4 separate regions of the Mus musculus genome follow, and regions 2, 3 and 4 are each linked to region 1. Evidence: chromatin loops called from intact Hi-C (ENCODE). Cell type or tissue: left cerebral cortex. All regions are shown on one strand. Each heading gives the region's core, and the rest is flanking DNA. Links, peaks and the distances in the headings are about the cores only. Region 1 overlaps Nsg2 (neuron specific gene family member 2). Region 2 has its middle 9.8 kb from the start of Gm51888. Region 3 holds the start of Gm40823 (a long non-coding RNA gene). Region 4 holds the start of Gm51888 (a long non-coding RNA gene).

Region 1 (7,800 bases), core at 877-5,876:
TGGGGTCTGGGGAGCACTCCCCAAAAATATTGTGCACTGGAGTTGTCTGAATCGATCTTTCCTTTTGTTCTTTTGTATTGTTGCTTCGTACCCAAGTCAGGCTCGTGTACAAAGGCATGTTTCGCGTTGATTGTTCCCATGTAAGATATTTTCAAAGCCGCCGCTTATTCTTTGTTAGGATAATTTAGAGACAGAAAGGGGAGCCGGATAAAATGAATTTAAAAAGCATGAAACGGGCTCCACGTGGAAGACACAGCAGGGCAGTAAAGAGCAGAGTCTGTCTGGGACTTCTTAGATAAGGCCCCATGGCTTCTGTGTGGGCGTCCGAGTACTGCGTGGCGAAGGGTGGGCTGTTCAGTTTGCCTGTGGTCTGCAGGAGAGAAGCACAGCGATGGCAGGCAAGGCTGATTTGGAGAGGAAGGTGATGTTGGCATTTCTCAACTAGGAATGCACAGAGTACCACTCAATGGTGAGCTTGCAAGATTTGCACAAACTCATGGGGGAGGCATCCACGCTCAGCCCTGGGCAGCCCATGGGGACCTAGGCTCCGATGCTCACAGGGCGGCTGTTGTGCCTCAGCAAACACAGGCGTGGATAGATGTTGTCTTTCTTTTGTTTTTCTAGGTGTATCCCTAGATGCTGCCCGTGTTTTCAAGATGGCAGGGGTGGGAAGGGAGAGAAAGGAAGAGAGGTCAGGCGGGCCGCTCTGGACCCAGCTAAAAGCATAGGCACCCGGTTTCACCCGGGTTTTGCTTTTTCCCCAAAGCGCTAATGACAGCAGGAATGACAATTGAATTCTAGTTAGTTGAAATCTGACAGCCGGGAAGAAACTTGAAGATTGGGCAGGCAGTGCTCATTCCTAAAAGAAGCTGGAGAAGGTGACTGTTTGCTCACTGTGTTGTGTTGACAGAGTTGTCCAGACTTCCCAGCTAGGTTCTAGAAGCACCTGACAGGGAGGTGTGGCCAACATCCTTAGGCTTCTCACTGGCACTTTAGCAAGGGCCTCCTGCTTCTCGCGAGCATTCCAGGAAATCCCTTTTCTTGGAGGTGCTGGCCCCAGGTCCAAGAGAATGAGAACTGGCCAGGGGAATTGCCCATTTGGTCTGCATAGGCCGTTTAAGGGTATTTTTTTGTGGCTTGCTATATTGCTGAAATTATTGTACACAGCAGCTGGGTAATAGGAATAGTATATCTCAAACCATCCTGCCAGATACTCTCATCTGATTTCTCCTCCCTCCCCCCATCTTCCCATCACCTTGAGTCACCTGTAAATTCATTTGTCATCTGAAACGGATCAACAAATCTTCCCTAGCAAAACCACAGAGCGCTTTATAATTTTGTGGTGTATTTTTGTCAGTAGGTAGCAGAGGCTGAAGTATTTTTTGGTGTAATTCTTGAAATTTTCTGACAGGAAAAAAAAATAAACATAGATGTGTCTGAGTGTCCTGACTGTCTGTCCATCTGTCCTTGACGGCTTGACCTTCTGCTCAGTGAACCTCATGGGAATGCTAGGGGCACAGGAGGTGGGATTGGTAAGTCCAGGAGCAGAGTGCCCTATGACGTGGGAGGAGAAACTGGGATAGTGTGTGTGGGGGGGGGTCTCTATCTTAAAGTAAGTATAGCCTGATACACTGCTAAAGTCCTGGCACGATGCGGAGCCCTGGGCAAGATCCTGAAGCCCTACAAAATCTTAAGGACTACTCATGATCCTGAGAATGTCACGTGACACCAGAGCCTCATGTGGTAAAGAGGTCAAGATATGCCACTAAGGAGCTAATAGGATGCCGAAGGACCCTATGATATGATATATGAAGTATCATGATATGACATGAAGTATGTTATACCAAGAGGCCTGCAATGCTGAGGTTATGATATGCTGCTGCTGTTATGATTGATTCAGAAGGCCTGACATAATACCGTGGGCATTACATGATGCTGAGCATTTGATAAGATGCTGAGATCCTCATGGTGCAGAAGGTCTGACAGACAGGATGCTAACTAAGGGCCTTACATAATGCTGGCCCTGCGTCATGGTCCTGACATCATAGCAAGGCACTGACATGCCGGTTAAGGGACCACCATGGTGACCCTGTATTTTACTACCTGATCACATATTGTGGTTCTCAGCTGGTGCTGAGCACCTGCATATGATATTCAGTTTCTAAAATGCTGCTTGCAGGCCTGCCTTGATGCTGAGTGGCATGTGACATTGAGGTCCCAACATGATGCTGAAGTCACAGCGCTATTCTGAAGTCCTCGTAGGATATTAAAACAAGGTCCTGACATGGCGCTGAGCTCTAAACATGACAATATTGAATGTCTAACATGACACAGAGGTCCAGACATGACAGAGAAGACATAACATGATACTGGAGATCCATTCATGATGCAGGTACTGACAAGATGTCAAGGTCTGGACACAAGGCTGAAGACCTCCTCTGATGCTGACCCCCCTGCCATGACACTTAGGGCATGGTATGCTAAATAGGCTCTGACATGACATTAGACTCGTGCTATTTTTCTGAGGGCATTACATGAGGCTGAGGACCTAATGTAATCCGAGTGACAGACACAATGCTGAGGTTCTGGTGGTGATAGATGAATCCTGTGGTTCTGATAGATGAATCTGGTACTGACATGACATGAGATGTTCGTGAGGTGACATGAGATGTTACATGATACTGAAGAAATAGCAGATGCAGAGGGAATGAATAATGTTGGTTTCATTCCATAATGCTCAGGAACTCATGTGATAATGCAGATGCTGAGGTCAGGACTTGTTGCTAAGGATCTGACAATGTGCTCACATCCAGAAATGTTGCTGAGGTCCCATCCTAGTGAGGACATCTTGTGATGCTTAGGACCTCACATGATGCAGAGATAATGGCATAATTATGAGGTCCTGGCCTGATTCAGATTGCCTGATATATTGCTAAGGTCTCACATAATGCCAAGGCCCTGTCACGATACTCAGGTTTGACATGATATCACAGACGTCCTGACATGGTTTGGAGGATATGACATGAACCCAAGATTCTAACATGAACTGAGGTCCCTCGTGATGTGGAGGGCATGAAGTGGTCCTGAGGTCCTGACCTTACTGAATGCCTGGTGTGATTCTGCCATGATGCTTGCCATGATGCTAAGGGCTGGGTGCTGATGTGATCCTGAAGGCTTGAAGGCTGAGTCCCTGACTTCCTGACGTGTTGAGACCTTGACATGACACTCAAAAGCTGGTTAGACGCTGGGGGGGGGGGGGGTTGGGGAGAACATGGTAAGAGATTGAAGTCCTGACATATGACTAAGCTCCTCCCATTATTCTGAGACTCTGAAATAAAACATTATCCTGCAGTCCTGACATGATGCCAGGACTTCACACCATGCTGCTTCCCTGACAGGAGGGTGTAGTCCTGACATGATGCTGAGAGCCTGGTATGGTGAGAATTTAAATAAGGAGTATTTCTGTCCACTTTGTGTTGGTACAAGAGCATATACACAGAGCGCTATGAATAGAAATGAATCTTCTTTCTCACAGGCCTGGTTGCTAGGAGTTCAGTATCAAGGTAGTGACACCTTCTAGGGAGGCAAAGAGGGGGTGTAAGAGAGCAAAGACTCCACCTCAAGCAGCAAGCCCGTTTATATTCAGCATTAATCTGTCCATGAGGCTAGAGTCCTCATGGCCTGAAAATCTCCCACTAAGCCTCACTTTCAATAGTGTTGTGATAGGGATCAAGTTTCTAACACATACTTTTGGGAGGGACAGATTTAAACCATTGCATACAGTCACTGCCCTGAAGCTTAGAGACAAAATTAGATACAGAAATAGTCAGTGGCAAAAGAGGGTCTGTCTGCTGAAGGCTCTGCTGTCTCGCTAGCCAGCGGCTCAGGGAGGAAGCAGGGAGCCAGCACTGGGTCTGCTGTTTTAGCATGCTTTAGGCGGTGGTCATTGGCATCACTGAACAACTGAAAGCTTGAAGCCAAGGTGCATGAAGAGGTGCCCATGGGCTCTGCTAGAGAAACTTGGGTTAAATCTAGGTTGAGCGATCCCATGACCCCTTTCCGTTGTGTGTCAGACCCCAAACAGCATGGGCACAATCACAGCCCACTTCCCAGAACATCAAACTGCAGTTTTCACAGACGCGAACTTGCTTATTCTTAGCCTGAATTCAGTCCCAGTGTTCAATGCTAAGAATAGCAAATGCCCTTTGGTATGCCAAGTGCTAAGCGCTCACCAGTTCCAAGAGGGAGCCACCCCTACCTTCGATATCACTGCCATCGACTGTCACTACCACTTCCGTCTCAAGTGCACAAACATCAGTGAAGCTGTGTTTGAGGTGATGTGGCAAAGCGGCAGAGCTGTGATTGCAACCCACGCATTTGGGTCCCGTCTTAACTGTTCCATCAGCAACAGCCGCACATCTCTGCACTGTGCTCTGGGGTTGTGGTTTGTGCCCACACATCTTCCTGCCTGGGATGGCAAGCTGTTTGGGGAGGAGATCAGGACTGACTGGATACAGTTGGAAACAGGCAATCTACCCTGATTGCTGAACTGGGGGTTCTGACCCACATGCGTGGCTGGAAGAGAGAAAGAAGACAGCACAGCCCTTGCCCTCAGCCCTTGCCCTCGGGTGCTGTGCAAACTGCTAATGGAAGAGCAGAGACTGTTGGCATTTTGTCTAAGCTCCGCCCCACAGTTACCTGGCAACAGCCAGGTGTGCCTGACTAACTGTAAAAGAGGCTGCTTGCTGGGCAGTGGTGGTGCAGGCCTTTAATCCCAGCACTTGGGAGACAGAGGCAGGCAGATTTCTGAGTTCCAGACCGGCCAGGTATACAGAGTGTGTTCCAGAACAGCCAGGGCTACGTAGAAAAACTGTGTCTCCAAAATCCAAAAACGAAAAAAAAAAAAAAAAAGAAGAAGCTGTTTGCTCCCTCTCTCTCCTTATGGTCATGGCTGGCCTCTACTTCTCTTCTCTTCTCTTCTCTTCTCTTCTCTTCTCTTCTCTTCTCTTCTCTTCTCTTCTCTTCTCTTCTCTTCTCTTCTCTTCTCTTCTCTTCTCTTCTCTTCTCTCTCCTCCCCTCCCCTCCTCTTCCCTTCCCTTTCTCTCTCTCTCTCTGTGTGCCTTTTTCTGTCTCTACTACCTTCTTAACTCCCCTCCCCATGCCTTGAATAAACTCTATTCTATACTATACCATCTTGTGGCTGGTCCCTCAGAGGGAAGGGATGCCTCAGCATGGGCCCAGGAAGGCACCTCCTTCCCCCACACCTGACTACAATTCTTTCTCTCTTGATCTTTTTATAAACACAACAGAGACAACCCTTCACACTCCAGAGTTCTGGCCAGTCAGCCTATCTTTTGAAACAGTGAGGCCCAGTCAGGACTGTGAGCTGGCATCCCACTCACAGAGGCCATGAATCTATGTAGGCAACATGTAAACACCAGACACATTATTCAGTTACACAGAGTCAACTAAAAACTTAACAAGCACGTGTTCAAACGTTCTGTTGTAAATGAATTTGCAACTCTATTGCAAGAAAGAAAGAAAGAGAGAGAGAGAGAGAGAGAGAGAGAGAGAGAAAGAAAGAAAGAAAGAAAGAAAGAAAGAAAGAAAGAAAGAAAGAAAGAAAGAAAGAAAGAGGAAGAAGAAAAAGAAAACAACAGTTTTCCTTTATCCACCTTGACAGACCCTATATAATGCATATAACGGTAGGAGGAGCGGGGACAATGGCAGCCCTGATTACTAGGAGTGACCCTAATGCTATTCCTGGTGGAGTTATAATTTTCTCATCAGAATAAAGGGGACACAATCGCCTGCATGAGCAGGGAGTGGCTACCGGTGAGAAGAAGCCTTTAACCAAAGGTTTAGTCAAGAAAAGCGCCTCTTCACAGGGCCCTGCTGGGCCAGCAATGTCATAAAGCCAGGGCCTAGGCTAGTGGAACAAACTCCCTCTGTGTCCTTTGCATACCTTTTAATCTATTTACCAACATCAGGAATTCTTCTGAGAGGGACCTCCGCTGTGCAGAACGGTAATGTGAGGTCTCTGGGAGCGGGTTGGGTGTCTCAGTGTGGGTGTCAATCTGAGAACTGGGTAGTGAAGGACAGGTTCCTGCTTCAGGGAGGAATTCAGGAGGGAGGTACAATGCATCCTCCTAAGCCAGCTCCTGAGATCTCTTCCCTATCCTCTGCATGCAAAGCCTCCGCCTAGAGGGCAACTGCCTGGCTCCCTGAGGCTCACAGTTGAGGCTGGAGGACAGAGGAATGGGATAAATAGATAATTGCTGCCTGTCAGGGGGAGGCGATGGTGGTGCTAGAGCGGGATCCCAGCAGGCAACCACAGCAGAGTTATTTTAAGGAGACATGTTATTATTCAGGAAAATTGAGAGACCACCTCTTCCGAACTGCCAACTGCTGTGATCAGTTCATCCCCCGCCCCCACCCCCACCCCCACCCCCGCCTAATCTGACTGGGGACTCAGGAGAAGCAGAGATAAACTCCTCATCTTCTTTTTCCCAAGAAGCCCAAAAAACTAGCAGGTGTGAGTAGTGAGAGAAAAGGCTGGTTTCCTTGGCAACGTCAATGCCATCATCAGACTCAGTCTAGCATAACACAGCATTTACCCCCCCCCCAAGCCCCTCTCCTGTCCTTTCATCCATCAGAAAGGATCGTCTCCTCTCAGGGAACACAGACCCAGGAGCTCAACTGGTCACAGTTGCCCTCCACTGGCCAGGTTGCCCTCTGGAAACCTGCTGCTTCTCCCTCTGCGTCTCCTGCGTCTCCTCTTTCTTTGTCTTTCTCTGCTTTCAATCAAAAGGACGGTGCTTAGAGTCTGTGGATGGTCTGAGTGTGTTTCATCTGAGGATCCTGGGTTTCAGCCTGCACAAGATGGGGCAAGGGGTCTGTAGTATCCCTGAGAGTGGGGAAAGCAGCCTGTATCTGCCAGCTCTTCTCTACACTGCAGCTGCCTTATCCTTCACGTCGGGATCACCATTGCATTTGCCTCATTTGGTGAGGATACTCAACAATTTACCTGCAGTAGCCACAACTAATCCCTCCTACTGCTAAGCCATCACTGTGCTTGGGTTTCCCTGATTGGAAAGTGGAATTATTTATAAGCACCTCACTCTCCAGCAGGGCTGCTGTGGGCCAAACATGTTAACTGCCTTGAAGGCCCTATAACATAAAACTGGCTCCTTTCTGTCAGTGTTTTGGAAGCTTGCAGCTGTGGTCCCTTCCCTGGTCCCATTTACAGACTGTCAGAACCAGGGGTGACCCATTTCCCATCTCTATGCACAATTTTAGTTCTTGCATTTAGTTGTATCAAAATATAATTTTTTTCTTTTTTTTTTTTTTTTTCGAGACAGGGTTTCTCTGTATAGCCCTGGGTGTCCTGGAACTCACTCTGTAGACCAGGCTGGCCTTGAACTCAGAAACCCACCTGCCTCTGCCTCCCAAGTGCTGGGATGAAAGGCGTGTGCCACCACTGCCCAGCTTCAAAATATAATTTTTAATGGTAAAATTAAAATGTTGCCTCACAGTCGCGTATTCTGAAAAAAATGTTGAGCAAGCTCTTCACATAGATTATTTTTAAAAATAAAACTATAGACTTTATTCAAATGTCACCGGATTTGCAACTAAAATCCCTTTTGAGATGCAAGATATGACCTGCAATTCCACAGAACATTTATGTATGGGCATATTAATATATTTAAATATGTGTGTATATATTTGTATATGTAATTGTATATGTAAACTATGTACACATGTGTGTATATGTGTATATAGTATACATTTACACATTTA
Region 2 (7,800 bases), core at 1,834-6,833, 57 kb after region 1:
AAATGCAGTGAGAAATGGGCAGAAAGGCTGAGGGAAAAGGGGCACGTCCCTATAGTGCAGCAGCTGTGTCATACTGGGCTCCCAGATCCTTGCAGGCCTTCTGACTGAAGCTCTTAAGATCCCACCATTTCCATTAGCCCAGTTTCCTTTCTAAATAACTAAGCTCCTCCAAGTGTAGTGACACAACTCTCCTGATCTCCACAGCACCCTGCAAAGGGAGGCAAGAACCTTGTGCCCATTGCACAGAAGCTGGAGTGGAGGCTAGATGGGCTGGTGTAGGAAAGCAGAATCGAACGCAGACCCTAGTTCTATCTCCTAGGGATCCACCAGGAGGCAGCTGGAGAGCAGCTTCGGGGAAGGTCATAAAATGATCCTTGGTTAACGCAGTGGTCTCCACAACAAGGGCAGGTTAAAAGGACACAAACTGGCTAAGATATCCGAGGAAGGGTCCCAGTCCAGATGACACTGAGCCCAGAACTTTCCCCCATTGGGTTTATCCAATGCTGTGTGCTAGGATGCCTTCATACATACTTATCTCAAAGGGCTTCATAGGTCCACTCTACAGTGTTGTGTTATAAAACATGGAGTAATGTGGTGGGAGGGAGCATCTCAGTGGGCCCAGCCAAGGCATCCAATCCCTGAACAACTGAGCTATGGGATGGGCCTAGAATAAAAGGACATTTACTGGGGGATAGGAGACAGAGAGAGAGCAGAGGAGGGACCTGGAAAGGGGATAGAGACAGAGGAAGGGGGACAGAGGAAGACAGAAAGAGAGAAGAGATAGGAAGAGAGGAAGAGGTCGGCTGGGGACATGTGGGGATGAATGGTGTGTGTGTGTGTGTGTGTGTGTGTGTGTGTGTGTGTGTGTGTGTGTGTGTGTGTGTGTGTGTAAGATGGATAGAGAAAGGAGCTCAGCAGTACTTATAGCCCAGCCCAGCTCCTGGCTCTTACCTGGCCGGAAGAGAAGCAGGCTGTTGCTAGGTAACTGTTGGGAGGAGCCTAGAGGAACTGCTAACAGGTTGGTGGTGAAAGACCCACAACGTGAGGACTCCCCCACGTTCTGACTCAGGAGAGGCAACATCCCAAATCACTCACCAGAAACGGTCTTGTTGCAAACTGCAAGAGGACTTTTTATTCCAGACGCGCTCTGGGGCCCACAGTTGTACACCACGGCAGGAGTGGAGGACTGTGGACCATGAGTGTGGAATTGGGACAGCTTTTATGGGGTTACAACAAAGCCCGCGCTTCACAAACCAATCATGTCATAGCATCAAGAGCCCGCACAGGGCCAATCGATTTGTACTACTCCATAGTTTCTAGGCCAATCATTTTAAATCATCAAGCCTACACTCTGGGGGGCCAATCAGTTTCCTATAGCCTGGGAGGTCCACATTTGCACAGGTTCCTGGGCAGGGTCAGCAAAACGAAGTTTCAGTGTGTAATCTTTCCTTCTACAGTGCAAGCGGTTTACAGAAGCAAGATAATCGGTTAGCTTATCATTTCCTGTTATCTTACTAGGCCAGGATCATGTATTCACAGAAAGTGGGGACCCTGGAACAGCAAGAAATGTGACCTTTTACCTATATACTGTCAGGGAGCAGGGTCTGGAATTTGTGGTATTTAGGGCTTCTTAGGAGGCTGGAGTTGGGGCTGTATTTTCTATCCTTTCAGTGGTTATACCCACTTTGAAGATGTCAAAATTGGGATTCGGTGATTATGGGTCATATCAACAGATTCAAAACCTTAGTGGAAGAGACTATTATTGCATATATTTTAAAATATGCAGTAGAGAAGAAAAACATTTTTTTTATTTTAAATCCCAGACTCTTTGGTTTTCTTTATGGTGAAAGCCAATATTGATACTGAGACAGACGGTTTTCCCTGTTATACTAAGGCATTAGAGGGTGTGAATTAGATTTTTTTAAAAAAATGTGTCTTCTCCTGTGGGTTCTTGGACCTAGAGAGTCGAAGGACAGTGGCTGTGGTAAAAACAGATCTGTGTGAGCCAAGCCTCAATCCACAGGCACCTTACCCCTGGCCTGGAGCCACCCGTCCCCACCTCGTTCTCAGCACTCAGGGTCTCTGTTTCTCTGTGCCACCATCTGAGTTGTGTCTTCATCCTGCAGTGTGTCTTTCTGTTCTGTGTCTCCCTTAAAACCCTTCTCAGACCCCATTGAGGTTTCTCTGCCCTCCTTTACTTCCCTTCAAAGACATTGTTTTCCCAAATCTACTGACATCCTGCTCATTTTACATAGTGGGTAACAGCTGTCTGCTTCCCCAACCTCCTACTGCAGAGTCTTTTCTGCAGATGCCCTGGTGAGGAACTTTCTAGGCATCTGGTAGTTGGCAAAACAGACTTGCTTATTTGCTTTCCTGAAACTTACTGAGAGGTAAGCCTCAACCAAGGCTACAAGATGCATTGTTGGGATTAATAAATAATTGAACTTCTGAACCTAAGCCAGTCCCAATTAAATGTTGTCCTTATAAGAGTTGCCTTGGTCACGGTGTCTGTTCACAGAGGTAAAACCCAAACTAAGACAAGATGGAAGAGGTTTCATAGTACAAGCCTGTGGCCAGGATCTCTGACTCCCAAACAAGAGGCTGAGGAAGCAGTAAGAAGCAGATTATGTGACCACCAATACCATTTTTGATGTAACTCACTGTCCACGATGAGAGATCTTAGCCCCTGGAAAACTGCTAGCTAGTGGGCTCATGGGCTAGATCTCAGGGGAGTGCTCTGGTGACCCAGGCCAGGCTACTATGCACTGTTGTCTAAGCAGCAGCTAGACTCTAACATTCCATCTTAAAATAATCTGATTGCAGAGGCGGAAAATAACAGATAAGTAAACAAAAACATCGTGAAGGGTGCCGCACAAGGAAATGCGGGCTGGCCACTTCCAACAGAGTAGTCAGACAGCCATTAAACCTCAGGGGCTTATGACATAGAATCCCAGCTCTCTGTCAATCCAGTCAGTGTCAGAGTTGGGTGGCTCTGTTCCACACAGACATGCAGAGTCTCAGGCTGAGGGACATGTAGCCTCTCCAACACATGGTGTCCAAATCATCTTTGATGTTGACAATTCTAAGGCAGAAAGTCTAAGCAGAATGAAAGGGCATGGGCCGTGGACCAGGGCTGTGCAGAGAAAACACTTTCAGTACACTTGCCTTGGTCAAATGCAGTCACACGGCATAGAAGCTTGCTCTATGCAAGCACTCCAAACCAAGCAGTTAAGACAACAGAAATGCATTGTCTCGCTGCTCTGGAGTCTAGAATTACAACAAAAATGTTGGCATGGTTGTTTCCTTCAGTGTGTGTGTGGACAGAGACCAGTCTAGCCTTTCTCACAGCTTCTGGTGCTATTAACCTTTTTGTTGCTTCTTAAACTACTGGTACATCAGCCTGACTTCTGCCTTCATCTGGACACATGTGATGTTCTCCCTCTGTGTGTGTCTGACTGTTTCTCCTTATAATAAGGCCACCAGTCCATTTGGTTTAGAACCCACACTCCATCACAATCTCATATTAACCAGTTACACTTAGGATGATTGTCTTTCCAAATGAGGTCATAGTTTAGGTCAAAGGAGTTAATATTTCAGCATATGACATTGTGTCGGCAAAGTTCAACCTTAACCCATGGTAGCTCTCCAAGGCAAGGGAGGCTGGTCCACTGTCTGGTGAGCAGGTAAGCTGCCTTTATGATACATAAAGGAGCTAAAGCAAACATGGCTGGGCTACTCTGCACTGGGCTTGCAGTCCCGGAGAGCAGGGACTCAGCTCGACAGCTTGAGGCCCAGGTTTGCATAGATGCTCAGTAAGTAACAAACTGAGCTGAAGCTGAGCCAGAGTTCATTGAGAGGTGGAAAGGGCACAGGTTGAGCAAAACTGGAGGCTGGGGAAATGACAAGCTGAGTAGTTAGAATGGTTGGGGAACATGCCAAGTACGGATGCTCATGTGTGATAACTGTGTTAGGATTCTGGCTGAGAATCTAAGTGGGTCTGTCAATCTGACCAAAGCCAAAGGAAAGAGCCCAGAAGGAAAGTCTTTCTGGTCAGTATGTGCTTTCCCTGATAAGGTGTCCCTTGCCAAACAAGGAACTGGGTCATGGGAGAGAGGAAAGGGGCTATTTGGCCCTAGCTCTCCTCCCCTCCCCTCCCCTCTCCTCTCTTCTCCTTTCTTCCTCCTCCTCTTCCTTTCTCTCTCTCCCTCTCTCCCTCCCTCTCTCCCTCTCTATCTCCCTCTCTCCCTCCTTTCTTCCTCCTCCTCCTCCTCCTCCTTCTTCTTCTTCCTCTCTCTCTCTCTCTCTCTCTCTCTCTCTCTCTCTCTCTCTCTCTCTCTCTCTCTCTCCCTCCCTCCCTCCTTCCTTTCCTCCTTCCCTCCATGTCCCCCTCCCCCCCTCCTTTGTGTGGACAGTCTCCCCATCCTTCTAGACCCATCCCCCTAGTTTTCTGCATCTAACAACCCAGCTCTCACCGTTCAAGCACATACTTGGGAGGAAAGACTTCTCAAGGCTCAGACTCGTGAAAACACTGTGGGAGAGTGGGTGTGTTTGGCATCCTCCCAAGGCTGTGAGAGATCAGGTTGGGATGAGTTTGGGGATCAGGAGATGCTGAAAGCTGATGTAAGTCAGACAGACAAATCTCATGGCCTGGGGGACCCTTCAGTGTCCAACTGAAAGGCTACATTCACCAGGATGTATAATGAGAGTAACAACCACTGTCAGTTCTCCAGGACTTAATGTGAGGCAGGACCAAGCTAGGTTTGTACAACCTGACCAGGTTGTAAGTTGTATTTAGATCTGCTGGCCTCCCCTCCACACCAGAGGCAAGAAACCTGCACTTTGGAGAGGTTCTGTGACTTGCTCAGTTTCCCTGCCAGGTAGTCAAAGCCAGATCCAGAATAATCTAAATGGACCTCCTGACTTAGAATCCTGGCTCTCCCCTTCCCAGGGGAGTAGCTACACACCTCCTCCATCCTTGCCTCAGTCAGCTTCACTGCTATGACAGAATGACATAGACATGTCTGTTGCCCCAATTTATTTCTCAAAGTTCTTGAACCTGGGGTGCCTACAAGGAGCTGACAAGAGTCTAGAGGTGCACTGTAACATGTAACACATGAAAGCAATAAATGAAGCCAGGCAAGAATTTGGAGGTAGTGGCAGAAAGATCAAGTGTTCATCTCTGGCTACACAGCAAGGTAGTGACCAACTTGGGTCACACTGGGAAATTTGTTTCAAAACATCCCCAAAAAGCAACCAGCAACTGTAGCCTCCGTTCCTGAGCCATTACGGAGTTCCTACTCTGTCTTTGGCCTTGTCCGAGGCCTGGGGAGGAATGCAGAATGGCTTCTGCCCTTCCGGAACACTCAGGGGTCTGTGTTCTAAGAAACAGTGGCAAGGCGAGGCTTGTCACCCATGAAAAGGAGGAGGAATTGTGGCAGAAGTCACTGTGGACTTCAGCGAATTCATGAACGGTTCAAGGAAGGCTGGCATGCCCTGCCTGCTGAGTGCAAAGGAGATCATTATTCACCCTCTGCTGGCCAATTAATGCTGAACTCGGGCTGAACCTTTCCCTCTCCATTTAAATCCTGCCCTTAAGCCCAGAGGAAAGAGGAATCCTCTTCCCAACTTCAGAGGGAAAAAGAAATGGAACAGAACCCCCAAGATCAGCCTTGGTTTTCTCCTTCTAAATAAAGACTTCCGAGCAAGCCTGAGCTATTAGTGTTCATAGTGGGGACTGTGTTCTCGGCTGCTTCCCCTCTGCAGCTGCATCCTGATAGCTCTGGAATGGGGCAGCATGAGCCATCTGCTTGACAGTTTGTTTTATTTGGTAACCTTGACTGCAGACTGATTTGTCGCTCGCTCGGGCAGTTTACTGCCCCCGGGGACAGAGGTTGCTCTCAGCAAGTCAGTGGTGGGCACTAGGGTATGAGACTGAGCTAGTGAGGAGCCTTTGAGGATGGAAACACACCCATACAGCATGGCTGGCTTCTCCAAACCCATTCGTTGCCATGGCAACAGTAGCTGCCACCAATCTAGACCACTGTGCACCTATTTATTAGCATTGGGAGAGGATAGGCCTTGGGTTCAATTCCTGCTTCAGCTATTCTCTACAAGTCAGCCAGCCTTGACAATTCCCTCCTGCAGGTCCAGGTAAAATCACTTACAGCGTGGGAATTATGGTAAAGGTAAGATACAGGCTGCCTGGGAACCCTATTCTCCTGCCTCAGCCTCTGGAATGATGAGATTACTAAGACACCACCTTGCCCAGCTAATGACACTTATTTTTTGAGACAGAGTCTCACTATGTAACCTTGGCTGGTCTGGAACTATGGAGACCAGGCTGGCCTCAAACTCACAGAGCTCTGCCGCCCTCTGCATCCTGAGTGCTGGGATTAAAGGTATGTGTCACATTCCTGGCTCTAATGACACTTTTCTAAATAAGGTGAAATATCTAAACTTGGTATAAGTATCTCACACTGTAAAGGTTCCAATATATACACGGTGCTCACATGGGATATTCTCTGTAATAGCATCAGAAAACGGTGGCCATAGAAACAATGCACTATAAATCCACACAGGCTCACTAAATAAAACTTGTATTTCCATAGTGTGGGTTCTTCTACAGTCATTTAAAGGAGCACGGTTGTCCTCTCTGCTCTAATCAGTCTTCAGAGTCATATCTGGGGGTGGGGTGGGGGTGGATCTGTTTTGTTTTATTATTTTTAAACTCCAATTGTTTCTCTGTGTAGCCCTGGCTGTCCTGGAACTCACTCTGCAGACCTTGAACTCAGAGGTCTACCTGCCTCCACCTCCTAAATGCTGGGATTAAAGGCATGTGCCACCACTGCCCATCTTTAACTCCATTTGTGATATAAAACCAAAGCCCTTAAATTCAATCAGGAAATTGCCATGTAGTGGGGTGGTGTGTGAAGGGAAAACTCACCTGTTTCATCCCACCAAGGCATAGAAGCAGAGCCTTTGGGGTCTCCCAGAACCTCTGTCCTGTCCAGCATGGCCCCACCCATAAGGACTTCAAGAGTGGCAGCCCACCCAGTTAAGTCACTCAAGAGCTGAGAAACCCTGAGGCCACAGGACAGCTGTGGTTGCAGAGGAGGCTGCCAGCGACGGGCACTCCATGCTGCCATACACAGCAAGTACAGCCACTCGGCTCCCAGCACTGCCAGTGAACCATATGCTCTCCCAAGGATGGAGGCAGTGGTGGTCTTCTAGTGTGGTGAGCTTTGGGTTCAGCTTCCTGCCTGGGTGTCAGCCTGATGCCTTTGAAGTCAACATTGTCACCTATATCACCCTTCCTTCTCTTTTTCCTATGTGTTCAGAGGCAGCTGGATTAACTGTGGTAATTCCTCTCCCCCTCCCTCCTTCCCTCTCTCCCTCCCTCCCTCCATCCACCTTTCCCTCTTCCCCTCCCTCCCTGCCTCCCTCCCCCCTCCTCCTCTTCCTCCTCCTCCTCCTCCTCCTCCTCCTCCTCCTCCTTCTTCTTCTTCTTCTTCTTCTTCTTCTTCTTCTTCTTCTTCTTCTTCTTCTTCTTCTTCTTCTTTTTTCTTCTTCTTCTTCTTCTTCTTCTTCTTCTTCTTCTTCTTCTTCTTCTTCTTCTTCTCTCTCTCTCTCTCTCTCTCTCTCTCTCTCTCTCTCTCTCTCTCTGTACTTGGGTCTTGGCTTTGGAAATTTGAAGACTATGATCTGCTTCATGTTCTGTCCTGATGATCTGTCCTGCAGTTAAGGGATACAGCCTAAGAAACCATACAGATGTGGGGCCAGGTCACATCGTGGGGGCAGGGG
Region 3 (7,800 bases), core at 1,091-6,090, 97 kb after region 1:
AAATTTCAGGAAAAAAAAAGACAATGAAAAAAATATAAATAAACATCTTGGTGGACGACATGAGAACAACAGTCTCAGCCATGTGGGGAAGGAATGAGCATCAAGGAGGACACACAGCTCTCAAACATCAACAAGGAGAAAATCGCAAATGAACACTAGGGTATGATCAAATGACCAGACTGTGTCAGTAAGACATCAAATTGAAAACAAAAGTTTTTAGAACTAAAGACATATAGAATCTATTCAGTGAAATTATGCTAGAAAATTTCTCAAATTTAAGGGGCTGCGTGATTGGGAGCGCTTACTGCTCTTCAAGAGGTCCTGAGTTCAATTCCCAGCAACCACATGGTGGCTCACAACCCTCTGTAAGGCAGCTACAGTATACTCATATACATTAAATCAATCAATCAATGAAGAAGAAGAAGAAGAAGAAGAAGAAGAAGAAGAAGAAGAAGAAGAAGAAGAAGAAGAAGAAGAAGAAGAGATATTTTAGAACACCAAATATATATGACCAAGGAAGACCCTCTCTACAATATGCTACTATCAAGATTTCAAAAATACTAAACAAAGAAACAATATTACAAACTGTAAAAGTAAGCCCATCAAATCCCATCAAAAGGCTGACACATCAAAATAATATTAGATATTTTATCCGTGACATTAAAAGTCAGGAAAGTATGAAGGATGAAGTGACAATACATGTGTCACACACAGTCTGTGACATGAGATACAGCCTACAGCTATCTCAATCGAGATATTATCTAGATTAGATTGGCCTGTGGGTGTGTCTGTGGGGGACTGCCTTGATTACTTCCAGTGATGTGGAAGGGTTCAACTCACTGTGGGAGGAGCCATCCCTGTGGGAGGAGCAATCCCTTTAAGGCAGGTGGGCCTGAGTTATATAAAGAAGCTAGTTAAGCTGGGCATGGTACCACACGCCTTTGAACCCAGCACTAGAAAGGTACAGGCAGGTCAGCCTGATCTACATAGGGAGTTCCAGAACAGCCAGGCCCATGTAGAGAACCTGTTGAGAGAGACAGAGAGAGAGGGGGAGGGGGAGGGGGGAGGGGGAGGGGGAGAGAGCGAACAAAATGACCTGTGAGTGAGTCAGAGAGCAACCCAGCAAGCAGCATTCCTCTAGTGGCTCCTGCCTTCAGTTCCTGTCTTAAGCTACCACCCTGACTTCCCTCAGTGATGGACTGTGACCTGGAAATATAAAATAAAATGAACCCTCTCCTCCCCTAAGCCTCATGGTGTTTGTCAGCAAGTTGGAAAGGTAACTAAACTTACCAGATGGTAACTTTATCACAGCAATTAAAAACAGGTCCGTTATGGGAGTCAGCCTTTATTTTTTTTTATTTACTTTATTTCATCATATGAGTGTTTTGGATGAATGTATGTATGTGTACCATATGCATGCCTCATGCCCCAGGAAGCAAAAAATAACACTGGATCCCCTGGAGCTAGAGTTAAAGATAGCTGTGAGCCACCATGTGGATGCTGACAGCTGAATGAGGGACCTCTTCAAGAGCAGCCGGTGCTCTAACCACCGAGCCATCTCTCCGGCCCCTCAGCCTTTAATCTTCCTTTCTCACCTTTGTATTCTAAGGGAATACAAAAGCCCAATCTCCTAGTAGCAGATGAAGATTATCGGCAGGAACTCATGATGCTGACACTCCGGTGCCTTCTGTCTGAAATGTGACACAGGAAACAGTGTAGACAGAAGATGGTCAGAGTCAAAGATAGGAAGGTCTAGGATCTACCTAAGAGTCTAGGATCCATAGGAACTTTGAAGTCAGTCATGTGGTTTTGCTTTATAAGGTATGCTGAGTTTACCTACCCCAGTTGCAAACACATCTGCATATCTCTTCTATTTGGCTCATCACTAGCCAACATAACTAGCTGCACCCTCTGATCTATAGTCCACTCTAAAGAGTCTCATCTCAAAGCAGAACGATTCAGTCAGTTCTGGGTTTCCTCACTCAAGTCAAGGGTTTCTTTGCTTTCCCACCCATGTCTGGTTCTTAAGTAGCATCATGTGAGATGGACTATTAGTTTCTGGGTTTTTCTAGGTCCACTTGACTCCCCACTACTCCAAAGGGTCCTTGGCCATTGTGGGACTGAGTAATCAACTTGGAAGTAGAACTGGTTGATTTGGCTAATAGGTTTACAGGATTTCATCTATGACTGGTTGGCCCTGTTGCTTTGGCCCTATGAAGAAACAATATGTTCTGTCAGGGGACATGTGATAGAGCAAAGTCATTTACCTAATTGCTTGGACACACATACACACACACCACATGCACAGAAACATTCACAAATACACACACGCGCACACACGTATACCACAGAAGAAGGACAAGTTTACTCCCACAACCCTCTTCTGCAGCATACCCTCAGAGACCTAACAACTTTACAGTAAGCACCCGTCAGTCCAGATGAACTCCCCTCCCAATGTTGCCATGGGCTCATTAACGTCTTTAATGTCTATGGGCGTTTGGAGGGCATGTCACGTCCAATCTGTGACATTGTGAGTGTCAAGGGTGTCGTTGCTGCCAAACCACATCCTCACCAGGCCCAACCTGTTTCCTGGTCCAGTCTCACACTTAAGAGGAATTTTCTATTTTGTTGCTATTGTGGCTTCCTTTTTTATTTTTTGGAGCCTGACTGGCCTCAAATACACAATCCTCAGCCTCCCATATGTACCACCACACCCACTAAAAACAGGAAGATTTCTGATCCCAAATGTTGAGTCCTTGTTTCTGATTCTCTTGTCTGTGCATGGCTTATTCCAGCTTCTACTCCACTGGGCCTGGCGCCTAGGGGCTGTATAAGCTCTCCACCGCCCTGGACCCACAGAGAAAGCCAGGAGCAGATCTGTCCTCATTCAGATGCCCCCATAATTAATTCACATGCTCTGGGGTCTGTTCCAGCCCCTACTTAACTGGGGGTGAGGGGGGGGGATGGGGAGGCAGGTATATCTAAAAGATCACTGGTATATGTCTCTGGCCATCTTTCATCTGTATGATTCCCTGGTCACATTTCAGACAGAAGGCAAGAGAGTGTCAAGATGGGCACATGCTCTTGCCAGGTTTTTGTTTGTTTGTTTTTTGGGTTTTTTTTGTTTTTTGTTTTTTGGGTGGTTTTTTTTTTTTTTTTTTTTTTCATCTGTCACGAGGAGCCTGGGGCTTTTGTTTCATTGTTTTATTAAGTCTTCTCTTGAGATACTTGTGGCCCGCTTCTTGAATGGAAAAGGGTGGTGGGGGGGGAACATCTGTGAATGTATCAAACTCTTTCAGCTGTGGTTTTCTGTGAGGGGCAGTGACTGGAGTGGCGAGGCCCAAGGCATGTGACATTCCCCATTGTCTTGCTTCACATTCCCAGGTTCCTAAGCGGCAGCCCAATCTGCAGGCGAGGCAACGTTTGCCAGAGGCTGTGCACCGTTCAAACCTGGCACGGGAGAGCCGGAGCTGAAAGTGTGAGGAGGAGGAGGGAGGGAGAGTGAGTTTTGTGTCTTTGCCCGAGGCTGTGTTGCCACACCATCTGGAGCCAGGAGGAGAAGATGGAATAAATATAAGGTGTCGATGTACAGAGCGGAAATGCATGAAATTGGCAGGAGCTCGTTCATCATCCTGCAAATCTGTCTTTACAAAGTGAAATCAAAATCAAGCCAGTTTGAACAATATGGAGGCTGAGCAGCTCTTCCAAGAATAGCTAATGAAAGGGAGGGGGAGGGGGAGGCGGAACCCTACAGAAAATATGCAAATGTATGAAATTGGCAGGTTCCGTTGACACTTTAGTGTGATTAGTATGCTGATTGGTGTGCTTTGGAAAGCACTAAAGAAGGATCATATTGTTTTAGGGAGAAAAAAAATAATGAAAGCCAATAAAGAGCCCAGAACCTCCTAACGGGGAGGCTCCAGTGTGTAGTCAGCTGGGCCCCGGTGAATAGAGAGAAGAGTCCTGAGTAGATTCTGTCTACACCACGGAGCCTCCATAGAAACACGCCAGCACACTGTATTCATTTACTCATTCATTCATTCATTCATTCGTGCACACAACAAGGGCATCTACACTTTGCCTAGCACTGTGCAAGATGCTCAGGACACAAAGGGCTCAGATGCCTTCTCTGGCTCAGGGTACTTTCATAGAGGACGTCTGTTGCATCTCACAGAATAACAATTGCTATGTGAGTGTCTCTGCCACATGATGTAGATGCTGGGCAAAAGGGAGAGTTCACACTGAGACAGTGCAACATATTAGGGGTTATGGGTAGAGAGCTTGAAAAAGATTCACAGAGAATGACATTCAAAATTGCAGACTCTGGGAGCTGGAGAGATGGCTCAGCAGTTAAGAGCACTGACTGTTCTTCCAGAGGTCCTGAATTCAGTTCCCAGCAACCACATGGTGGCTCACAACCATCTGTAATGGGATCCGATGCCCTCTTCTGGTGTGTCTGAAGACAGCTACAGTGTACTCATATACATTAAATAAATAATATTTAGAGAGAGAGAGAGAGAGAGAGAGAGAGAGAGAGAGAGAGAGAGAGAGAGGACTTTGATGGATGCATGTGGAGAAGTAGGCTAAAGGCATTTGAGGCATAAATAACAGAATACCAAAAGATACAAACTCAGAAAAGTAACATTTCCTGGGCTTGGCAAGGTGCCACTTGAGTAGCTCCTCTGAGAATACCCACCTGAGAGCAGCTGGGTGTGGGAACCCTTTGGTAGGCTGGCAATTTTTTCAGCCTGCTGGATATTTGGGATCCTTTGAAGATAACTGTGACTGCTTTCTCTTCACACATTTCCCAGAATTCTGGAGGCTAACTGAAAGAGTAAGCCTATGGCAAGTGGACCATGACTGCACACACATTGCCTCTGTACCTGCGGCTGAACCATGACACGGAGAAGAGTTGGCACTGAGGAGCTTTCTGTAGTTTCCCTTTTTAGGGTGGAGGCCTCAGGCGCCTCTGGGGCAGTAGGACTAAAAGCAGGGGAAATTCATAGGGCCCTTGAAGTTCATGGATGGGAGGGTCTCAGGCATGCAACCCCTAGGAATTGCCATTTTTCATGGTATCACCCCAGAGGGGATCTGAGGGCCCCCAGTGTCCCAGCATCTTAGTCTCTGGGGATCTTGCTGGCACCGATAGTACACTGCATGGTAAGCCCATTAGGCAGACACTCTTAAAGCCAAAAGCAAAATCTATTGCTGGCCAGCGGCTACATGAGGAACTTGCCCAAATCACACAGTTCTGAACCTTATGGCCCTCGGTCTTTTATGCACAAAAAACCACGTCTTGGTTGTCACACTTTAGTTAGCAAGAAGCAGAACTACAGAAACTAAAAGGCAAAGTTAGTGCACTTAAGAACTTTCTGGAACTATGGACTAGATCTTTGTGGATTCGGTCTTTGGTCCATTGTTGGCAGGCGTTGGGGCCTATGGGTTAAATCCTTTCCTGGGGTTTCTATTCTGACTTTCATTGGTTAGGTTCCCAGATAAAAGACACTCAGAGCCTTTATATTTACAATAAGCCTTAAACAGCACAGGAGTTGATCATTTACCTACCCTCTAGGCTATTAGAATCTATTTCCTATTAATAACCCCGAGTTACTACTTATTATGTTTCATCTGGGCTGTTCTTAACTCCAACTGGCCAGCCCTCAAGGCCAGCTGCACCCCTCCGCAGCTCCTGCCTCCAGGTTCCTTGCCCTGTTTGAGTTCCTGAACCGACTTCCTTCAATGATGAATTACAATGTAGAGGTGTGAGCCAAAAGAACCCTTTCCGCCCCAACTTGCTTTTTGGTCATGGTGTTTTGTCCCTGCAATAGAAACCCTGACTAAGACACTGTCCACTTAGCAAAGCAACAGCAAGTAGGTCCCCTTGGGGACTATGTCCTCCACAGCTGTGGGCTTTGACCAGATTTACAGTGGCAAGTCTGAGTCTCTCCTGTGTAGTGGCAAAAGCAGTCGGTGATCCCTGCAAAGTGTCAGGCCACTATCGCACCAGTGGGTAATCTGCCTGGTAACCCACACTGGCTTAGATCCTTACTGTAGTCCACAAGCTTCTCCCGAGACTGTTGAGTTCTCTCCCCTGGCCAGCTACAAAGCTGCCCTGTCACTCAGAATGCTAGCCAGCGTGGAACAACCGACCTGCTCGTTTTCTGCTTAATTTCTCTATATCTTTTAACCAAAGCAGGTAATACCTCCATCGATAGGGTCTTATCTGGTGAGAACCAAGAACAGCAAGTGCCTGCATTGCTTTGAAGGGCCTCTTCCATTCAAAGCCGTCAGCTGTAAGGAGGTGACTGCTCCTGGCCCTGCGGCTTTTGTTTATTAAGTATTCCAGAAACAGCGTTCCCCAGTGATGCAGCCACTCCTTTCAAACGTTTTAAAAATTCTTTAACTGGCTTACAGATGGCAGGTTTCCATATGGCTGAGATCTCTACAGTCAAGACAAATGTTTCTACCTATCGGTTGCTTTCCTGTGGTATGTCATAGCCACTCAAAAGTCTCAGTAATAGACATGAGGATGTAAATCAGCCATTCTGGGAATTCCAAGAGCTTCGCCTACAGGAGGCCATTGAAACTCACTGATGATCACATCCCCTGATGTAAAATGGAAGAGTGTCCGCACACAACCTAAATACATCTTCTTGTGCATCTTTAACCATCTCTAGATGACCTGATATACCTAATAAAATCTAAATAGCTGTTACCCTGCATCGTTGGTGGGGTGGTGATGAGGGAAATCTGCACATGACCTAAAGAGGTGTGCTTTTCTTTCTTTCTTTCTTTTTTTTTCCAAACATTTCTCATCGTTGTGGGTTGAATCTGTGGCTGTATCTAGAGGGCTGACTGGAATTATATCAGCTGGGTGAACAGCATTGGTAGGGAGCTGCACCGTCCAGTTGTAAGGGAAGAGAGAACAAAAGGGCAGGTTCCGGGATGAAGGTAGGATTTTGGGAAACCTTCCAGGAAGAAGAAAGGAAGGCTCCTCCTTTGGTACCCCCTCCCTCCCCTCTATAAAAAGGACATGGCAACATTTCTCCTTTGCAGGGATGTATGAAGTGATGAGAGGGACCACACGCAGCAATGGGTTCCGGGAAGAACAGCTGCCTGCAGAGCTGAATCGGGATGAGGTGTGGAGCAGGCTGGGCCACTGGAGGGAGCTCGCCTTCGCTGAACTCCTAGCTGCATTGTCACCTGCGCACCTAGCTCAGGTACCTTGTGAAGCACTCACTGCCCGGGTTTTCCAGACAGGGAGAAACACCAGTGCTAGAAAACAGGCTGGAGAGCGCCTCTAAGGCTCTGGAAGCCTGCACAGGCTTAGCCAACAGGGAACAATCTGGAAACACAGAAGTGGTGCAGAGATGGTGTCGTTCAGGTCATGGGGCAAGAGGTGATGATGGGGGACCGAGGGTGGGGTCCATAATCAGATCTTCCCAGTCCCCTGTGCTCAGCAATAGATGAGTCGTGGGTCCTGACCTGTCTCCAGGTGTTGGAAGTCCAGGTGCCTCCGGAGGTTCTCCAAGCTCCCTCTGGTAAGGGCTTGTTCAGTTCTGCTTTTGTGTGTTACACTTAATACTGTCAAAAGCAATCATAGCCGAGAGTGGGAGACCCAGCTTGGGGAGAGCCGTGCAGAGGTACCCAACAGTGGCCAGTGATGCCTGGTTCTGTGTGTAGGAGAAAAAAGGAGGAGTGGGTAGGAAGAGCCATGAGCTAACTCTGCCTGAAAGATGAAAAGCTATTTCTTCGCTTTGCCAGAGGAGGAAGGCAGCCTAGGGAGAGGGGGCGAAGGCA
Region 4 (7,800 bases), core at 1,356-6,355, 66 kb after region 1:
TCTCAAGGGATCTGATACACTACTCTGACCTCCTCAAGCACCAGACATACATATAAGCAAAACACCCATTACATCAAAATAAAAAATAAATTTAAACTTTTTAAAGAATTTTTAAAAGATTTATAACTATGCTCAAACAACTCAAAGATATATGTGATTTTATTCAGGGCATGGGGAGGGGAGATGAGGAAGTAGAGACAGAGAAAGGCAGAGAGAGAGAGTAGAGGAGTAGAGGCAGACCATGAGCACATGGAGAGAGGGGAGAGGAGCAAGAGGACAGGGCAAGAGCAGTGTAAATATATTTCAAGAAAACAAAAGCAGGGAAATAAGGTGAAGTTAATACAAGATATGAAAACAGAATACAAAAAGAAAATAGAATTATTGAAGAGTCACCTGAAATGAAGAGAATTAAAAACTCAATGAGCCAAATAAAACCCTCACCTATAATGGGAATCAGTATCCGATGAGACAAGGTGAGAGGCACTGGGTCATCTAATGAGGTTCACATGGGCAGTACATGGTAGAGCGCTGGAACACCACGAAAAGACATAGCCTCCATTTATCAGCGCAGAAGGATACCATGCCAATGAATAGGAAAAAATTTCAAGAACATCATAGAAGAAAACGTTCCAAACCTAAAGAAAGAGATACCCTGTCCAGGTAAAAGAGACTTAGAGAACACCAAATAGACAGAACCAGAAAAGAAACTCCCGCTATCACATTAGAGTTAAAACAATAAAAACATAGAATAAAGAAAGCTGGAAGAGAGTCGTCATTTATAAAGGCAGGCTCGCCAGAATAACTGTTTATTCAACAGGAAATTTAAAGCCAAGAGTCTGGAAAAGTGTTTTCCAAGTTCTGAAAGACCACAACCACCAGCCCAGAATATTACACCCAGCAAAACTATTAAAATCAAATCAAAGAGGAATGAGAACTTCTCATAAAAATGGATCAAAGGAATTTATGGCCTCTAAACCAGACCTACAGACGATTCTGCAAGGAATATTTTGTTCTAAAGAGGAAAATAAACACATCCAAGAGGTCACAGAGAATAAATACAATATACCAAGAGAAATAACAAAGAAGACTAAGAAAATACCACAGACAAGCACTAACAAGGCTAACACGTTGGATTAGAAAAAAAAAATCCATCTTTTCTACTGCCTCCAAGGAAAATGTTTCACCATCAGTGATGGACACCACTTTAGAATAAACGTGTGGGGAAAGTTGTTCGAGGAAACTAGAACTAAAGAAGAAGAAGAAAGTTAAAAACTCTGAACCAATTAAAAACTTATGTGGTAGCCGGGCGTGGTGGCGCACGCCTTTAATCCCAGCACTCGGGAGGCAGAGGCAGGCGGATTTCTGAGTTCGAGGCCAGCCTGGTCTACAGAGTGAGTTCCAGGACAGCCAGGGCTGCATAGAGAAACCCTGTCTCAAAAAAAACAAAAAAAAAAAAAAAAAAAAAAAAAAAACTTATGTGGAGCTGGGCGTGGTGGGCACGCCTTTAGTCCCAGCACTTGGGAGGCAGAGGCAGGTGGATTTCTGAGTTCGAGGCCAGCCTGGTCTACAGAGTGAGTTCCAGGACAGCCAGTGCTACACAGAGAAACCCTGTCTCAAAAAACAAACAAACAAACAAACAAAAAACCAAAAAAACAAAACAAAACAAAAACTTATGTGGAAACTCTCACCAATAACGGGAGTCAGTATCTTGGTTGAAAGACAAGCTAAGAGGCATTGGGTCATTTACTGCAGCCACTTTAATATCTCACAAAGTAAGCATCAGGCCTAGAGTAGAAGGAGAGAACTGGCTTCCAAGAGTTGTTCTCTGACATCCACACATGTGGTGTGGTATGCACATATCTACAGGGGAGGGGGAGGACAGAGAAACAGAGACCAACAAACAGACAGGGAGACAGAAACAGACAGAGACGGAGAGACAGAAACAGACAGAGACAGAGAGAGACAGAAACAGACAGACAGACAGAGACAGAGACAGAGACAGACAGACAGAAACAGAGACAGAGAGAGACAGAAACAAACAGACAGAGAAAGACCGTGAAAGAGACAGAGAGACAGAGATAGAGAAATTAAGTATATTTTAAAAAACGAGGTTTCTTGGTCGTGCCAACTCTTTTACAATGAGACCCTCAGTCTTAGTTAGGGTGACTATTTCTGTGATGAAACATCACGACCAAAGGCAATTTGGGGAGGAAAGGGTTTACTTCACTCACAGTTCCATCTAAAATTCATCATCAAAAGCAACAGCTCAAGCAGGGCAGGGACCCAGAGGCAGCAGCTGACACAGAGGCCAAGGAGGGTGCTGCTTACTGCCTCCTCCCCATGGCTTGCTCAACCTGCTTTCTTATAGAACCCAGGACCACCTGCCCAGGAATGTCCCCACCCACAATGGGCTGGGCCCTCCTCCATCAATCACTAATTAAGAAAATGTTCTACAAGCTTGCCTATAGCCCAATCTTGAGGCATTTTCTCAATTGAGTCTCTGTTCTCTCTGATGACTGTAGCTTGTGTCACGTTAACACAAAACCAGGCAACACATACTCTGTAAAGGTCTGTTTGCTATAGAGGACTAGAAATATGGAATGTAGCTGTGAACTCGGATGGCAAAGAAGCATGGCCCTGGATCTGGGGATGTGTGGTTGGAGTGCAAAATGCCCCGACAGGTTCGTGTGTTTGAACATTTGGTTCCCAGATGGCGTGCTGTTTCGATAAGATGCAGAACCTTTAGGAGGCAGAGCCTCGCTGGAGGAAGTGGGGGTAAACCTTGAGGTTTTGCTTGATCGCTTTTGCTTCTTTGTTTTGTGCATGTTTATCTGTGGTGAGAGACAGACACGGAAACCAACGACTTAATACAATGCAGGCTTTTAATCTGGGAGAAGACAGAGTGCATCGGTATAAGAATCAGGGTCTGACGTCTGCTTACAAGCTAAAGTAATTACAGGGCAGAAGGTGGAGAGGCTGGGAAGGAGGCTGTTATTAGTCCTTTCCAGTTCCAGATTGGCCACTGGCAGGAGTGACCAAAGAACAGTGAGCAGCAAATGAGCAAACATCCGGTGATGGATAAGCATCCCTCCTGATCAGCCATCATCAGAGGGATGCAGGGGCAGGGCAGGATCCAGGAAACCAAGTCTGCAGTGCTGACTTCTGTGGTGGAAATTGCCATCACTTAACCCAAAGGGAGAGACTTCAAAATGGCATGACCAAGGCTGATAGGCGATGTGTATATTTGCATGGAAATAGAACAAACTCGGGCTTGGCTCCTCCTTCCATGCTGCCCACAGTTGTTTGAGATGGAGTCTCCTCCTGGCCTGGGGCTCACCTGGTTAGGCTAAGCTAGATGGGCAAACCCAGGTACCTCCATGGTCTCACCTCAGTGCTGGGATCACAAGTGTGTACTACTGTACAGGATTCTGTGAATGGATGCTGAGGTGTGTGCCCAGGTCCTCATGTACTCTGCAAGAACCATATTGGCTGAGCTACCACCCCCACCACCTACCACTATACCACCACCACCCCCAGCCACCTCCACAACACCCCCATCACCCTCCACCGCCCTCCACCACCTCACTACCACCCCAGCACCCACACACACACACCCTCTTTACACTTTTCTGTTTGAGACAAGGTCCCACTAAGTTGTTACCTTGTCTGGCCTTGAACTGGCTCTGGAGCTTGAGCTGCCCTTAAATTTGTGATCTTCCTTCCTCAGCCTCTTCAAATCCCTGGGCCTGCAGGCCTATCTATGCAACAAAGCCTGAGTAAGGCATCTTAAAGGGCTTTAAGATGACTAGTCAGAAAGTACCAGAAGGAGTTATGTGAGCTTCCACCACTGTCCACATTGAGGACGGTCCATAGTCGCCTCCAGAGATGAATTCTGCCCTTCTTGGTGGACAGGAGAGGGACACCTTTATGAACAAACATGTCTTGCTTTGGGTAGAGAGTTTTTCTGTTTCTCCATCTTCTGTCTTTGATTCAACTGTCCTTGCCAACGGGGAGAAGCAGCTAAGCTCTGGTGGGCACAGAGCCCAGGGAGGAGACAGGGACACGTGTGCTCTGTATCTGCTGTGGTCTCCCCCTCCTCCTCTGAAGGCCTAGGTTTAATGTGGAGTCATTAATGAGAAGAAGAATTAACTGAATTTATCTGTGAAAGTGTTAAAAGGCTCACGCTCCGCCTGAGGAATGAGCTGCACAAGAAGCCTGCGGTAGAAATTGCCTGTGTAATTGTAATCTTTTAAATGCAATTCCTGCAGAAAGATGACTCAAGCTTGCTTTTTCTGCTTCCTTTCCTCCCCCATCCACTTCTTGCTCATCCAGGTTATCTGTCAGACCAGCCACCGAGGCTCTGCTCACAAACATGTAAATGCAGATCAGGTACTTACGCAGGTGAGACTGGTTTGTACTGTTTATTTGCGTTTTTGGTTCCATCATTTTTTTTATATATATTGGCTCATAAATAATGTTCTTGTTCTTTAAATTTTTGTATTAAAATGTAGGACTCTTAGCACAATTTCTCTTTCTCCCTCCCCCCTCCCTTATTTCTCATTATTTCTTCCCTCTCCCTACTCTTCTTTTTCTCTTTCTCTCTTTTTTCTTTCCTTCTCTTTTCTCTCATTTCTCCCTTCCTTCTCCCTCTCTTCTCTCCACTCTTCTCTCCCAACCCCACTCTCCCTAACCCCCATCCCTTGTGCTGGGGATTTGGCCCAGGCCCCTCCCATGCTGGACCCGGACTCCATCACTGCACTCCAGCCTGAGTCCACAGATGCCACGCAGAACCTTGTACTCACCTTTAGTTCATCTCTACACGGAGCTCAGCCCTGTAAACTGTGTGGCCTGTGCTCAGTAGAGTTTACTCAGCCCTCCATGTTGGAGGCTCAAGGGTGTGGTACTGATATCTGGTAAGGGTTTTCATATTCTGAAGAACAAGTGCTCTGCTCCCAAGGTGACAACTGCACCCTGGGTAGCCCAGTCACCTTTTCAACCCCCTCCCCCATCATGACTATAATGATAGCAATTAAATCTCAGCATTTAGGCTGTAGCAGGACTCTCGTGTCTGTGTACAAATGTGGGAGCAGAAGGGGCACTTGTGACTCAGACAGGAAGCCACCCCTCAACCTATTTATGCTTCCACCAATAACAGTGCGGGATGCCTGGTACCCACAGTGTCATCATCGATGCCTTTTGTCAGTTTAGCGGGTGACAAACAGCCTTTCCATTGAGTTTGGATCTTTTGGCCTAACCCAGGTGTGTGGACTGCCTCTGCCTGTTTCAGCTGCTTTCTCTGTAGTTGGCTTTTTATGGGAGACAGCTTTTGGAACCACTGTAGCTGGGGTGGAATGCCCCACATTGGAGGGTTGGGTAGCCTGTCTTCTTGTAAGAATAACTAGAAACTGTTCCTGACTCCTCCGCTGAGAGCGACCGAGGAGCAGATTAGTCAGCACTGCAGAGGGGAAAGGAGGGGAGGGGAGGGGAGGGGAGGGGAAAGGAGGAGAAGCGAGGGGAGGGGGAGGGGGAGGGGAGGACCTAGGCTTGTGGGCTTCACACAACAAGTGTCTAGTCTCAGCTCCCTCTCAGTCTGTAAGGTGGAATCCTACCCACGGCACCTCTGAGCACAGGGAAATAATCCAATGTCCCGGTATAAGAGCAACTTTGCGCACAGTGCCATGCATCAAGAGAGCACGTGGGCACAAAGAGGAGGAGGATAATCTACAAGCCCAGCAACTTTGAGTGGAGCTATCCTACTGCTACCTTGATTTTGGAAGTCTGGTCTCTGTGACTATGGGATGAGAAATTTCTGTTGTTTTCAGACACTTAGGCAGTGGAACTTGATTGCTGCAGCCGGAGCTGGCTGGTACACCCCCAGAGTGGCTGATGACCCGAACAAGGGACTTCTAGACAACCGTTTCCTGATCTGTAAAATGGGGTTATTACCCTACTTGCCACGGACCTGCAGCTCAGGGCTTCAAGACATGGAAATGGTCCCCACTGGCTCCCTGGTGCACCCAGAAGTCCTGGGTTCTAGCCATCTGGACGTGTTTCCCAGGGTCTCATACACCCAAGACCAAGGCCATTCCCCTCCTGTCGTTCAGTGGGGATTCCTGAACTTCTCTGAGCCTCAGTTTTCTCAGCTGTTCAATGAGAAGAGGTGTCAGTACCACGATATCTAGTGATACTTTGATTCTGGTGTTTTGTGGTGTGCTTTGAAAAAGACAACCAGATAAATGTGTTCATTCCCTGCAAACAATGGCGACAAATGAGTCCATTAACTTCTCTGGTGCGTTCACTTCTCTGTAAAGAGATTTCCCCCAGAAAGCAATTGGGAGGTGGAAACCTGCAAACTGAGCTGTCAGTATATTAAGCCACTCTGTCTTTAAAAGTCAATTATTTGCCGGTAGCTGTTGTACTTGCTAGGACTGTTGCTGCCGCCTGTTGCAAGGTGATAGATTAGAAAATAGTCATCTTTCATTCAAATGCTGCGTGGCCAAAGGGCTGAGGTCACTTCGACAAAGGGATTCCAGACACCTTCTGAGAGTGCCACGGTGCTGGGTATCTTAGTTACTCTTCTAGTGCTGTGACAAAATATCATGACCATGATGACTTATGAAAGAAAGCATTTAATTTGGCTTACAGTTACAGGGGATGAGGGCTCATGATGGGAAACTGAAGGGACAGGTTGGATGTCAATCCACAAACTCAAAGCAGAGAGAGGTGGATATACACAATGGAAATGGTGTGAGTCTTGAAACCTAAAAACCTACCCAGTGACACGCCTCCCCAATAAGGCCACACCTCCGAATCCTTCCCAGATAATTCCAAACACTGGGAGCCAATTATTCAAATATATAAGCCTATGGGGCCATTTTCATTAAACCACTATATTGGGCATAAAGTCATCCTGACCCAATATAATATTCATCTGCCCAGGGGCAGCTACCAGGCTTCAGGTAACTTGCTTCATAATTCCAAGTCTGCTAAGTGGCCATAATGATAGCATCTATCTCACAAATCTGTGGGGACCCAGGTCACAGTGTATGTAGAAACCTAGCACATATTAAAAGTTCAGTAGAGATAGCTAATATATTTCCGTTGTTGTTGTTGCTGCTGCTGCTGCGGCTGCTGCTGCTACATCAAATACCTGAAGCTGAGTGCTTACATAGAAAAGTTACTTAGCTCGTATTTAGGGGCTGAAAGTCCACAATAAGGAATCTCCCCCATTCAGCCTCCAGTGAGGGCCTCCCTTGGTTATTTCACACTAGGGTGGATAGCATCACGGAAGGAACTCTTGAAGGAGGATGAGTTTTCACGGTGAGACAGAAGCCAGAAACCATGGAGGGAACAGCCTTGCTACTTAAAGACCATTTCTCACTGGAAATAACTCACTCCTCAAGACTCACATAAATTCTTTCCATGGATGACAGCCTCATCTAATGACCTCACACTAGGCTCTACTTGCCAAAAGTTCCTCCCCTTGTTAACACTGCCACATCTACAACCAACTTTGAACCCAACATTCATCAGGGCAAATACTAGCCAAGCCAGAGAATCATTTCAAGCTGACTGCCTTTTCTCTAGTGCCCAGCAGAGTGGCAAGTTCAAGCAAGACCTCTAGCAGGCAAAGACTGAATTGGTGACAGGAACCTGCTGACTCCATCTCTAGCTTATTCTGAGAGTCATTCTCAGTTACCCAGCAGCCAGGGACCTAAGGAGCCTGACAGGGGAAGAGCCCCTTACAAAGAGACAACAGATCTGCTGCCTGGGTGCTGTGTCACACTGCAGAGGACACAG

What was found. Peaks named below come from ENCODE experiments on the same cell type or tissue, not always from the same donor. Only the 100,000 strongest peaks of a DNase experiment are listed, where the experiment ranks them.
Region 2: it touches region 1 in a loop (2.4-fold over the local background); 3 of 42 quality-filtered maps call a loop at or near these places.
Region 3: it touches region 1 in a loop (2.3-fold over the local background); 4 of 42 quality-filtered maps call a loop at or near these places.
Region 4: a loop joins it to region 1, with 3 times the contacts of the local background. A loop is called at or near these places in 3 of 42 quality-filtered maps.

What each region holds. Positions count from the first base shown.
Region 1 is chr11:32,057,762-32,065,561 of GRCm38, forward strand. Nsg2 (neuron specific gene family member 2) reads left to right here. Exons shown (of 5, transcript NM_008741.4): 5 at 1-1,450. Among named protein-coding and RNA genes, the nearest start is that of Gm12108, 40 kb to the right of the region's middle. In left cerebral cortex, for the core only: no CTCF peak of the experiment used is centred there; DNase peaks (open chromatin) are centred at 3,470 and 4,345; H3K27ac peaks cover 1,392 bases.
Region 2 is chr11:32,113,569-32,121,368 of GRCm38, forward strand. No RefSeq gene overlaps it. Among named protein-coding and RNA genes, the nearest start is that of Gm51888, 9.8 kb to the right of the region's middle. In left cerebral cortex, for the core only: no CTCF peak of the experiment used is centred there; DNase peaks (open chromatin) are centred at 4,549, 5,782 and 5,975; H3K27ac peaks cover 749 bases.
Region 3 is chr11:32,154,492-32,162,291 of GRCm38, forward strand. Gm40823 (a long non-coding RNA gene) reads left to right here and starts at 6,820. Exons shown (of 4, transcript XR_872353.2): 1 at 6,820-6,951; 2 at 7,057-7,220. In left cerebral cortex, for the core only: no CTCF peak of the experiment used is centred there; a DNase peak (open chromatin) is centred at 3,560; H3K4me3 peaks cover 234 bases; H3K27ac peaks cover 506 bases.
Region 4 is chr11:32,123,418-32,131,217 of GRCm38, forward strand. It overlaps Gm39676 (a long non-coding RNA gene), which reads right to left. Exons shown (of 3, transcript XR_872349.2): 2 at 3,662-3,754; 3 at 1,660-3,471. Gm51888 (a long non-coding RNA gene) reads left to right here and starts at 3,861. Exons shown (of 3, transcript XR_003949656.1): 1 at 3,861-4,401; 2 at 5,156-5,259; 3 at 5,823-7,800. In left cerebral cortex, for the core only: no CTCF peak of the experiment used is centred there; DNase peaks (open chromatin) are centred at 4,207, 5,349 and 5,684; H3K27ac peaks cover 1,981 bases.